Linked DNA regions of Homo sapiens: region 1 is linked to region 2. A link is a contact called in ENCODE Hi-C or POLR2A ChIA-PET data. All regions are on one chromosome and are shown on one strand. The core of a region is the stretch at or near the end of the contact, and the rest is flanking DNA. Distances in the headings are between cores, read along the strand shown. Region 1 overlaps SMG6 (SMG6 nonsense mediated mRNA decay factor). Region 2 has its middle 77 kb from the start of RPA1.

Region 1 (6,519 bases), core at 1,071-3,570, 310 kb after region 2:
ACAGATGGAGCTGTGGAGGCTGATCCACCCGGCCTCTCAGCGCTAGGCCCTGATGCCGCAGCCAGCTTCAAACAACAGAATGCAGGGCGGGCAGACGTTGGTGCGAGTTTGCTGAGTTCCAGGCCATCATTCTTGAGGGTGTAATAACCATGGGCTGTAGCACACATGTTGAGGGATGAGGGAAAAAAATAAACAGAGAGACAAAAGAATGAGGATGCACTGCCAATTTCAATTGTGCAGCTTTTATTTTTAAATGCTTATCAAGCTGAGAGAGAGCAGAGTTCTTGGAAAACAAGGTTTCCTTTTTTCCAATGCCAGGGTAAAACACCCTCAAGGATGGGCACTGCACAGACTGTAACAACAAGGAACGTGGCTTTGCATCCTCCCAGCAACAAAGTCTACCACGGATCCCACCCCACTCTGATTTCGGCTCAGCCGAGAACTTGAAATAACGGGCCCACTGCCTCTGGTAAAAACTGCTCTTTTAAAATTTTTTATTAATCTCCAAACTGGCTGTGTTAGAATTACAGCCCATTACCTACCAACTCTCTTCACTAATAAAATAAATTTGTAAAAGCCCTAATTACTACTTTTACTGAACTACACTGTTTGGGGATCAAGTACAGGAAGCTGAGAGTTCAACCATTTGTCAGCCAGGGGATGATGGGGAGAGGACCGGGGGACCTAGAGTCACTAGCAGGAACATAAGGCCCAGAGATAAGTCTCAGAACCCATGCCCAAAAAGAAACAAAAGGTCACTAACCCTGTTTTTGTTCTCAACAGCTCCACGAGGATCCATGCCATCATGGCACTTTGGGAGGCCTGTCACGAGTTACACAGGCCTAGGCTGCCCACACCCCAGCTCAGCAGAAAAAGAGAACTGCAATCCAAGTCAGACAGATCCTGCCTGGACTCTCCGCAGAGAGCCTGGAGAGTCTGACCAGCAAAGAAACAGCAATCTTCCTACCTACCCCACTCTCAATCCCCCCCACCCCAATCCAGGCTCCCGAAGAAGAAAAACAAACAACAACAGAGCAGGCAATTGCACAAGAGCTGCAGAGTGAAGGCGAGGTGGACGGCAACGGCTTCTCGGCTGTGCCCCGTATCTCTTCCCAGAACACTGATGACAAAGCTGGAGACGTTACTCACATGCTGAGCCAGTCAGCCCCTCACCCAGGGCTGGTGCTGAGAAGTCTGACTAGAAACCGGCAGTCAACGCTGACACACTCATTTATAATAAAAGGTGTATATTAAACAAACTAGTCAAATCCTTAAACAAAAAGTAAGGGCAAAATGTGACTGTCATTCTTAATTGTCCATGCAAAATCCTCCCGGTTAAATTCCATGTGTCTCCTGGACTTTGATAAATGTTATTTCTCCTCTCAAGAACATGAACAGAGATACCGCTGTCGAAGTAGCTCTCTTGGAAAGAAACCTGATAAGAAAACCTGCTATGGCAGGTGAGTGAAACCTGTGACGGACACCATTTTGGGGGATGACCAGACTGGAACATAATATTTCACTGAGGCAGAGGGGTCTGTGGTTACTTTCTGCATGCCACATGTCTAGCCCTAAAGAACTGAGGAATGCTCTCGACAGGAAAAACACAGCAGCCAATGCTGCGATACCAAAGCCACAACTCCACGGGGCCCTGGAGCCTCTCAAACTAAGCTGCCAGCTAGGGAGCTAACACTAGCTTTGGATAAAACACAGCTCTGGTACAGTAATTAATTTTTTTCTTAACTAGGATTACATTAATTTTCAAGGACTAATGGAGTCCAGCTGTAATGTGAAGAGTGGCTGCTGATGCACAAAGGCACTTGTGCGTACATTATAAACACACACACACGCGCGCGCACACACACACACAGACCTATAAAAAGGATCTACTATAACAGGATATTTTTAGTTTCTACAATGCTGCACTAAAAATACAGTCCCGGCTGATACATCATGGCAGAACTATTCTCTCTCTGTCCCTTCAGGAACAGTTTAAAACATTTATTTTTGTTTCCTTTTGCGATGGTCAGAGTAGAGAGAGAAAATAGCAACTCATTGATAAGAGGAAACGAGACAGACATGAAAAATTGAAAACTACCTAAAAACTCATGGAGAGGTTTATTTTATTAGTTCTTAATAAATATCTTGCAGATTTCCTCAGGAAATACACCAGATCACATGTAAAATAGTTTGATACTGATGTCAACTGCATCAACATATGAAGTCTATTAGGGTGAAGCCGCAGCAGGGTGATCAGCGTGCTGAAAAACTCCACAGTACTTGTGTGTGTGGGGGGGGATCTCACGGCCTTCCAAATTCTTCGAGAGGTAAAAAAGTCAGCCAAGACGCAGAGAGAGAAAGAGAGAGAAAAAAAGATCCCACATCCTGCTTTCAGCTGCCAGCAATGTGAAGTGCCCAGAGATTAATTCTACGTCTGGCCTGGAAATGCGACTTTAAAGCATGAGGGAGGGGAGTGAGGGTGGGTGGGGGGCGGCGAGGAGGAAAGAGGAAAGAGAAGGGCAGGCTAACCGAGGCTGGCAGCAGGCCACCAACCCCTTCCCAAGCCATGTTTCAATGCAGACAGAAGTAAACCCCTATAGACAGCAGCGCCTCAGCCTGCCAGGGCCTTACACCAGCTGCAGTGCATCTCGCGCTCTCCCTCAGCCCTGAGTGCAGATGTTCCCCGCAGCATCACTTCCGCTACACTTTCTTTTAAAGAAACAGCGCACACATAGAGGTATTTCTGCCTCTTCCCAGTAGGCAGAAATTTTTGGCCTTCAGGGATCTCGGGCAAGGTGGAAACTCAGATGGCAGGTACCACGATGGTAAAGCAGCTACCCCAATCTCCCTTGGAAGGGACCAACCAAGGTATCCAAGGAATGGGGTCAAGAGCATTAGTGAGGTAATAGGAATTTTTTTTACAGATTTGGCTTTCTACTGTCTTCAGAGGGAGAGAGAGAGGTCCCCACAGTTTGGGGCTAAGAAAAGGGGGGGAAAAAGTAGGCTGAAGATTTAAACCGTGATTTCTCAAAGCAGTCTACTGTAACATTACCATCTCAAAGGGATTCTGATGACTTCATCATCATGGAAGTCTTACAGAATTTTTTAAAAATATAATTCTAAGGTATTAACATTTTGCAAGGCACAAATACTTACCTATAAGACATAATTTTTTTAAATCAACAATCTGTTAATTTCTTATTTGCCTAAACTCTTTATACATTTTCAGACCTTAGAAAATCAATCAATCAATCACTGATTAGGCACCTAACTTTTTCAAAATTTCTGGCCCTTTTTTGTGAGAATAAGCATCTAATTTTGGAGTTAGCCTTGAACATTGTTAGGAATTTGCTAAAATATTATATAGTCTCTTGTCCCCATGGAGACATACTCTAGTTGAGGGATTTATGCATTTTATGAAGCTAAAATAATTCCATTTTCAAGATGAGCTAAATATTCCCTAATTGATCTATGAGGTTGTTAGTTCTTCTGGAATGCAGGAAGAGTTAGAAGAATCAGTAATGTCAAAATGTCAAAAAAAAACAAGACAACTGGTATACCCTCAAAACCTAAGTTGCTTCTTTTGAAATTCAAGTTCAAAATAAGAAACAGAATCTTCCTTTATGGGAAGGGGAGAAACACTGGCAATCAGTGGCGAACACATTATGGCAGGAAAGTTTAATTCAACAAACATTTATTAAATGTATTCCATCCACAAGGTACTGGACGTAGAAACAGGTTTGGAAATGGTTAAGTAATTTGCATAACACAGCAAGTAAACAATCAGAATTAGAACCTAGTTTTATCTAATTTCAAATATTTCTTTTTATCATTATAATTTTTAAAAATACATTTACACAATACATTATTACTAAAGTATTGTGATAATTTCAGAAAACTACAAAAATACAGAGAAAAAAGAAAATTTAAAACATGTTTAATTCTACCATCTTAGAGAATCATGGGTAAGTTTTGATGGATATCCATCAGTCTATTAAAATTAATATATGTATAATATATATTATTTTACCAAAATGTGATCAATTGCAAAGTTCATAACCATGAAGCCACACGGTCTTCAGGAAAAGCAGAGATCACATTTTTGGCAGCTGACCACTCCCAACCACCAGAAAACAGAAGAGTCATGGTCCAACTCTAAACTGGGCAGGATTTTTCTATTCCATCTTTACACTTCTCTCTGAACTCTTTAAAGCAAAGAAATTTAAAAATATCTCATTACCCTCTACCATCCTCCTGCACATCACCTAGAGCCCAAGACAGCCAAGTGCACTGGCTCCCCTCAGCCACCTTCCACAGTACTTCCAGAGCCAAAGAATAAACAATGAAAAGGACCGCCGGGCACGGTGGCTCACGCCTGCAATCCTGGCACTTTGGGAGGCCGAGGCGGGCAGATAACAAGGTCAGGAGATCGAGACGATCCTGGCCAACATGGTGAAACCCCGTCTCTACTAAAAATAAAAAAAATCAGCCGGGTGTGGTGGCGCACACCTGTAGTCCCAGCTACTCGGGAGGGCGAGACAGGAGAATCGCTTGAACCCGGGATGCAGAGGTTGCAGTGAGCTGAGATTGTGCCACCACACTCCAGCTTGGGCGACACAGCGAGACTCGGTCTCAAAAAACAAAAACAAAAACAAAAAAAAAAACAATGAAAAGGACCATCAGAGATGGGTAACACCTGTATTTAAATGTTTAAATGTCTGGCTGAGTATGGCACCCTGAGCCCCCACAGACAGCCTACTCTCTTGCTGTTCAGCTCAATAGAAGGTTTAATCCAAGAGCTTTTACTCCAAAAGAATGATGTGCTTCTCCCATAACATTCTGTTATGGTGCAGACAATTCATTCGTTAGTAAAAAAATAAGATAACCAAATAGGCCAGGCGCGGTGGCTCACACCTGTAATCCCAGCACTTTGGGAGGCTGAGGTGGGCAGATCACGAGGCCAGGAGATCGAGACCATCCTGGCTAACACGGTGAAATCCCGTCTCTACTAAAAATACAAAAAATTAGCCGGACACGGTGGCGGGCGCCTGTAGCCCAGCTACTCGAAGGCTGAGACAGGAGAATGGCGTGGACCCAGGGGCAGAGCTTGCAGTGAGCCTAGATCGCACCACTGCACTCCAGCCTGAGCGACAGACCGAGACTCCGTCTCAAAAAAAAAGATAACCAAATAAGGAAACCACATTCTTTCCTCCCTGTAATGGCAAACCAACAAGACTACTCACCTACATACCCATGCCAACCTTCCAAGCTTGAGCTACTCATCACCTGAGGTGCTGGCATGTCATCACCTGAGGTGAGGTGAAAGATTTAACCCTGACAATGTAGTCCATGATGACTCCAAACTTACTCACTCAGAGTGATGTATAAAAATAAGCTAGTTACCCACAGAATGCACAACACCGAGAGTGAACCCTAATGTAAACTACGAACTTTGGGTGATGATGTGTCAATACAGGTTCACTGACTGTAACAAATGTCCCACTCTGGTGTGGGATATTGATAGCGGAGAAGTTTTTATGTTGTGGGAGACAAGAGGTACATGGGAATTTTATGTATATTCTGTTCAATCTTGATGTGAACACAAAACTGCTTTAAAATGTAAAGTCTATTTTTTAAAAGGACAGGTTTTATTCTGCCATTTATTCAACAAATACATGAAGGCCTACATTGTGCCAAAGACTGTAAAAAATTTAAAATGCTTAATGCAGCCAGGCACGGTGGCTCATGCCTGTAATCCCCGCACTTTGGGAGGCGGAGGTGGGTGGATCCCCTGAGGTCAGGAGTTTGAGACCAGCCTGGCCAACAAGACAAAGCCCCATCTCTGCTAAAAATCCAAAAATTAGCCACGCGTGGTGGCGGGCACCTGTAGTCCCAGCTACATCGGAGGCTGAGGCAGGAGAATAGCTTGAACCTGGGAGGTGGAGGTTGCAGTGAGCCGAGATCGCGCCAACACACTCCAGCCTGGGCGGCAGAGCGAGACTCTGCCTCAAAAATAAAAAACAAAATAAGATAAATAAAATGCTTAATGTCTACAGGAAGGTGGTTGCTGGACATTCTCAAACACTGCTAAGAGTGTAAGCTGATACACCTTCTTCAAAAAGTAACCTAGGTCGGGTGCAGTGGCTCATGCCTGTAATCCCAGCGCATTTTGAGAGGCCAAGGTGAGAGGACTGCTTGAGCCCAGGAGTTTGAGGCCAGCCTGGGCAATATAGTGAGGCTTCATCTCTGCAAAATATTTGAAAATCAGATGGGCGTGGTAGCACGTGCCTGTAGTCCCATCTACCTGGGAGGCTGAGATGGGAGGACTGCTTGAGCCTAAGAAGAAGCTTGAGGCTGCAGTGAATGCAATGAACTATGACCACACCACTGCACTCCAGCCTAGGTGACACAGAACAAGACCCTTTATCAAAAAAAAAAAAAAAAAAGAAAAGAAAAAGAAAAAAGAAAAAATAATCTAGCATCATGTATCAAAAGTATTAAGATGCCAAAACCCCTTCA
Region 2 (6,218 bases), core at 3,089-5,588:
AGTGAGCTCGTGGGTGTTTGTGAGAGGCTTTGAACCAGCCACCTGGCTGCATTTGCAGCTTCTCAGGCTCTTAGTAGCTGTCGCTTTACACCCTCTCCTTAGCTGTTGATGAGTCTCAAAATGTATACTTTTCAATAAAACAAATCTTTTTTTCAGCCTTGAATAGACCCTGTGAAAAACTGAATCCCACCTGCCTCGTGAGAAATATTTATATAGCCAACTCAGAAGTGATCGTGTAAACTTTTAATAATTGCGAGCCGTTCTTATAAAATTATGCCCGTTCCCTAGTGCATTACCCAGTTGGTAATTGGAAGTTTGTGCTGTCATTAAAAATGACAGCTTCCTCAGATAACATTCTCGGTGCTTGTAAAATGCAAATAACCAAACCTATATTTAACTTATGTGTGTTGCAGCTTCCTTTCAACGGCCAGGTAACCTAGGGGGCTGGTGCCTGTTAAAGAGGAGGGCTTGCCGCGGGGAACTGCAGCTTTGTGCTCTTCAATGCCCAGCCCTGAAATGGAGTTAGAACAGGCAGGACTTTTTAAAAATAAGCCCCAGTTGGACTCTCATCTCCTCTCACCGTTGACACTGCTGTTCATGTTGAAGTTTATTTATATCTTCAGTCAGCCATGGTACAGAGGTCATTTCCATTGGCCTAAAATTTTAGAGGCTTATATGTTTGCCTGGGAAAGCTGATCTCCTCAGCACTTAGGCTTGTAATGCAAAGCCTGTCTCTTGCAGAAGCTTTTCTGCTTCCATAACACGGCGACTCCCACCGTCACCACCACCACCAATTTCCTGCTCCACGATTTATTCAAAATCTGAATAGCTGTATAAGGTGCATCCCTGCAAATGAGCTCTCCTCCTCTAATGGGCTCTTTCCAGGCAGCAAACCTTTCACAAAGGAGCCACTAATTAAGCAAAAAACAGTTTGTCTTGCTTAGCCACGTTTCAGGAGTCCAGCAGTCAGTTTAGAAGACGGCAACATCCTTTACAGCCGTGATGGTAATAATATTCTTTTGTCTCATACCAGGGTCTCTAACTGGCAATTTGGGTGTCTGGGTGTGCGTGTGTCCCTGTTCTGTCTTGCTCTCCATCTTGAAGAGGAAAATTTGTTTCCGTGGACTTTTATTTTTTTGGAAATCCTTGTTAAAGTTACTCTGTAAGGATCAAACCCACACCAAGCCTTCCTGGTTGGAAAGAGGCGCTGCCTGAGTGTCGATTTGCAGTGGGGGCACGCGCAGGCTCTCCGGGAAAACGCCTGTCAGTCAAAGCGGCTCTCTCGTGAGAGCGTCTGACTGCTCGGTTCCCTTCCATCTCCGTCTGCTGGAGAATTGAAGGTGTTAGCAGGTTCACCGGGCAGCAACGCTCAGACCGATGTGCAGGCCACCGCCGCATGCTGCACGTGCCTCCTAATAGAACCTTGAGCTCCCGCAGCCAAGCCTCATTTTGTGTGTGTGTTATTAAAGTGCCGGTGACTAGGAAAAGCAGAGCCCTCTTAATTAGAGAGCGACATCCTTGCATAGTGGTAGTGTTCCGTTTGTGGCATAATTGTCACAGCAAATTACCAGTTAGGTTAAATATTGGGCTGGTAGTTCTCAGCGCTTCCATTCTTGGCTCCACCCCGCCCTCCCCACCCTCTCCTACCCTCACCATCACCTGCTAGCCTGCACTTTTAACTTGATCTTCTGCCAAGTGATAGCTTTTAAGTGAGGCTTAGAGCAGATACACTTTACAGCAGGAGCAATAAATCTAGCTTTGGGCAAGTTACAGGATGCCAGGAACATCTGAATGAGGGGGGCAATTTTTGCTGTGTGTATGGGGGTGTGCTGGGTCGTCTCGTGGGGCTCAGCTATAAAACTGGGTCCTCCGTATATCTGACATGGTGTCTGTCCCGTGAGAAGATACTTGAGGTGACACAAGAAATGTGAAGGAAATAGAAGACCTGGTCCCTTCTCATTATCCGTCCATGGCGGGGGGGGAGCCTCACAAAATGGAAGAGCACTTTCTATAAGCAAAACCAGAGTGACACAGAGGATGCTGAGTACGTGGTGTGTGAAGGGAGTCCAGTGAAGGAGAGCGGACAGTCTGGTGGAGGCAGACAAAAAACCTATGAGTTGTCATCGTGAAGTTGCAAAAAAGGGATTGGCTGGCCGGGCGCAGTAGCTCACGCCTGTAATCCCAGCACTTTGGGAGGCCGAGGTGGGTGGATCACCTGAGGTCGGGAGTACAAGACCAGCCTGACCAACATGGAGAAACCCCGTCTCTGCTAAAAATACAAAATTAGCCGGGGTGGTGGTGCATGCCTGTAATCCCAGCTACTCGGGAGGCTGAGGCAGGAGAATCGCTTGAACCCAGGAGACGGAGGTTGCAGTGAGCCGAGATCGCGCCATTGCACTCCAGCCTGGGCAACAAGAGCGAAACTCCGTCTCAAAAAAAAAAAAAAAAAAAAAGGATCGGCTGGAAGAAAAGTCCATTTCAAACTGAAGGACTGGCACGTTGCTCAGGAGCCAGTAAACCAGGTGCAGGTGATACCAAGAAAATTAGCTTGGTTTGAGTGGTGAGTCTTTGTAGAAAAATAAATGAGATTGCTGCACACTGGGAGGGCGGCCTGGATCTTCATTTCCTTGGAGCTTAAGACTTAAGCCCTGTGGAATGTAAGTCCTAGGAGTGTCCTTTGTCACTAATTGATCTTTCAGCTGCTCATAGAGCTGGCATTCTTGCAGGCCAGGTACACGAGAAGATAGAGCCGGAGCAGCCTGCCTCCGCTTAGCCAACTGCATAGCTGAGGAAATCCTGCCGGGCATGTTATTGGAGGGTTGTGCACTCTATTCCTCACGAGCTTCGTGCTGGGATGCTCATTTTCTCTGGACAAAGATAGACTGGCTCCCTCTCTTGTTGATGGAATGGAAATTCTCTCTTGCATTATGGTTTCTGTGATAACTTTGGTGGCGGTGGTGTGGGGATAATGAAGAGTCTCTTAATGGCTCTAGTTAAACCTGGTAATATCACTCTATCACACTGGAGCCGGCCGTGGGAATCTAACCCACTTTTGTATTCCTAAACGCCTAAAACCTGCCACTGGCATCTTCGCATAATAAGGAACCAGTCATCGCTCGTCTGTGTCCTGGAACATATTTATAAGCCTATGTTAATTTCTGGACTCCGGAATGGCGCCTCTTCCAATCCCAGCCCTCGGTCAGTCTCTCCGGATAGACTTGGGAAGTCAGGTCGTTTCAGCCACACATCACCATTCTCCGTCCCTGAGCCCGGCATGCTGGTTTAGTGCCCCCAAAGGAAGAGAACTCATTTTATTCTGGAAATTGGGAAAGTGAATTTGCTTCAGGACCTGCCTAGGTCTAATTAGTCCAGTCCGTAAGCAGGCCTGGCTCCGTGTCTGAGGCATGCGTGCACGTGGATGGTGTGTGTGCACACGTGTGTGTGGCATGTGCACGTGTGTGCCCTGGCAGCCACTATAACGTGCCCGGCAGTGGCCGCTGTTCGCCCAGGTTGGCCCAGTTCAGTCCTGCTTCTCAGGGTGGCTGGTAGATGTGGCCACCTTACAACCCCCAAAAGCCTTCCATGTGCACCCCCAACCCCCAAAAGCCTTCCATGCGCACCCCCAAATGGAGAAGGGGCCGGGTGGGGTGTCATTAGGAGATGGGGGCCACGTGCCAAGACAGAGGAAGGGGAAATGGGGAGAAAACAACAAGAAAAGGAATAGGTGGGGAGAGAGGTCATTTTAACCTAAATTAAATAATGGAAATGACCATTATGAACACAACGAGGGCAGGGATTCCGTAGCCAGAGCTGCGAGACCGTGACAAATGGCTCTCCAGGGAAACGGGGTGCAGCCTCCTCTCCTGGAAGTCAGGAAAGGGGTCTCTCCACCAACCAGGGGCGGGAGGCAGAGCCTGCGCTGCCGGATTTAGCCTGGAAGTTAAAATCGCTGAAGCAGTTTATAGAAACAGCAGAGTGAGCCGCCGCGCACAATCAGTAGGCAGGATCCAGAGACGATGGCATAAATGTTTCAAATGTGCTCAGGGTAATTAGTTTTGAATTACCATGTGCATATTTTAAACATTTAAATGATCATCCCAGGTTTTCGAAAACAGTTGCACGCGGCTTGATGTCACCTCCCCTCCCGGGCGGCCTCCCCAAGGGGACACAGCCAGGTGGGGCCTGCGGGTCCCGCGACCTCAGCCGGGGAGGGGCGCGCGCTAAGCCCGGGGATCAGCGCGGATTAGGCCGCAGCCCCGAGTCCTGGAGCAGCCGCTCGCCCGGGACTTCCCGTCCTCCAAGCCTGCGTCGGCTGTGCCAGGTTTTCAAGACGATCTGCTCAGCGTTTAGGTTTCCCATTGTGCATGAAAATGCAATTCCACGCGGGCAGTTTTTCTCCCCCGTTTGATTTCCTGGAGACCCGGGTGGCTGGGAAACTTGAAAGGTGACTGGCCAGGTGGGAACCGCGTTTGGTGTTTGAAGCCAGCCACCTTGTCCGCCAGTCTCTCGAGGCGACCTGCCTTGCAGCAACTCCATTCTCCCTGGGGTTCGACTCAGAATGCAAACGACGATTTCCAAATTCCCTAATTCCGGAGGCGCTGGGAGGGGCGAAGGTGTCAGGCCTGGACCCCCACCCCCCGCCCGCGCCTTCCCTGCCGGCTGCAGGGGCGGATCCAGGCTGCGCCCTGGGGTGTCTCACAGAGGCCCTGTCGGCGGGGCGCGGCGGGTCGGGGTGTCTAAAGTCAGATCCCTAACTTCAGACACCCGAATTTAGCATCGTGGCTTAGAAACGCTGCCCTGTGTCCCCTTCCTCCCGGTTACAAGCTGTTTCTCCAGCAGGTGGAGCTGGGAGAATAAAAACTATGAGCCTGTGCCTGGGACCTTGCAGAGGGAGCTATCTGTGCTGAAATCCTGGTTGAATGAAAATTGTTCATTATGCAAACTGTCTGGTTCAGTACACAGAGGCAGCCCCCAGGCGCAAACCCCAAGTAGCTGCTTCTTCTCTCCCCAGATTAAAACATATGAACTGCTTTGATGTAATCTTATAACAAAGCCTAATAGAAATTTTATTTCTTTGAAGTTGCCTGTCATTTCTTATTGCCCCCCTTCTCCCGTCCTATTAATACCCGTACAGTCTGGGATATGCAGCCGAGTTTAGACTGTATTTGACGATGGGAACAGTGTGTTTTCCTCGGCAGTGGTCTGAGTTATTTAAATGCAGTTACATTGCTTGCAATATGTTTAATCTCTTGGGCTTCCCCCCCGCCCACTGCTATTTATCATGTTAATAGAATGCTACAGAATATCACATTATGCAATGTGTTTAAATTGATAAATTATATTAGAAAAATATTGCATAGGCGTGTTAATGGTAAGTGGGTTTTTGTAGAAACAGTTTCTCATTAGTAGATCAGCTGCTCACAGGGTAGAAATTGTAAGGATTTGGGAATATGCTATATTTATGACCTATTTGGCTAATTAAAATTAAGGCATAATTTTAGCATGAAGTTACTGCAAGACTTTGCAGAGAGGGTGGGGAAAGAAACTTGCCCAAATCCAGTTACTTTTAAATGTCAGTTGCCATAACAACTTCACATGAGCCATATTTTTACTTGAAAATTCCTTTTAGGATTCGGTTGCTATAATAATTTGCCTCAGCTCTTTTTAGGAGACATATTTTCCAATTTTCCTTCTGTGATCATTTCAAGACTTTCATTACTGTAACGAAAAATGACCATGGAAACCTCAACTCTTCCTTTCTCCGTGTGCAGGAGCAGAGTGGTCCCCCAAAATAGAAATATAGGTTTCCAGGAGGTATTCTGTAGGAAGGTGCCCCCAGGCCATGGGGGAAGGGGCCAAGCTCTGGGGATCCATTGTTGCAGGAGCCAGTTCCCTTCTGGGTGGGAATTATGAAGCCCACAGAATTTTTTGAGGTGTGGCTGTTAAGCTTTTCTATGTCCTGGGAGTTTTGCATGAGGCAAAGGCCAGCCTGACCATCTCAAGGAAGAATGAGTCTACTCATGTATTATGAAGGCCCATTGGGGGCCGTCAGCTTGTCATTCAGTGGAACTGCTGGTATTTGATGAGCAAGTGAGGCAATCCCCAAAGTATTTACTTAGAAGCAAAGTAGTAGCAGAGTAAAGTTCAGTGCCCTTTCTTTCGGTGTTTAGCTGCTAACCTTCATTCATTAGCCAATATGACCTCCAAGAAGCACCTGC

Evidence for each region. Hi-C counts contacts between places; a loop is a spot of excess contacts on that map. ChIA-PET counts read pairs that join two places held with the same protein, here RNA polymerase II (POLR2A). Pooled maps may share reads with other maps.
Region 1: a pooled map shows a loop between it and region 2 (2.5-fold over the local background). The contact joins two enhancer-like sites. A Hi-C loop is called at or near these places in 2 of 50 pooled maps. POLR2A ChIA-PET finds 5 or more read pairs at or near these places in 3 of 52 experiments (HCT116, HEK293 and PC-9).

Annotation. Positions count from the first base shown.
Region 1 is chr17:2,213,376-2,219,894 of GRCh38, forward strand. All of the region lies in intron 10 of SMG6 (SMG6 nonsense mediated mRNA decay factor), which reads right to left. Among named protein-coding and RNA genes, the nearest start is that of SMG6, 87 kb to the right of the region's middle. RefSeq lists enhancers at 23-1,222, 1,577-2,425, 2,788-2,997, 5,470-6,406 and a silencer at 2,428-2,477. Within about 2 kb of position 2,321, at least 33 of the 41 ENCODE cell types and tissues checked have a DNase peak (open chromatin) inside an H3K27ac peak, as active enhancers do.
Region 2 is chr17:1,904,074-1,910,291 of GRCh38, forward strand. No RefSeq gene overlaps it. Among named protein-coding and RNA genes, the nearest start is that of RPA1, 77 kb to the left of the region's middle. RefSeq lists enhancers at 96-145, 226-275, 3,087-3,595, 3,596-4,103. Within about 2 kb of position 4,339, at least 2 of the 41 ENCODE cell types and tissues checked have a DNase peak (open chromatin) inside an H3K27ac peak, as active enhancers do.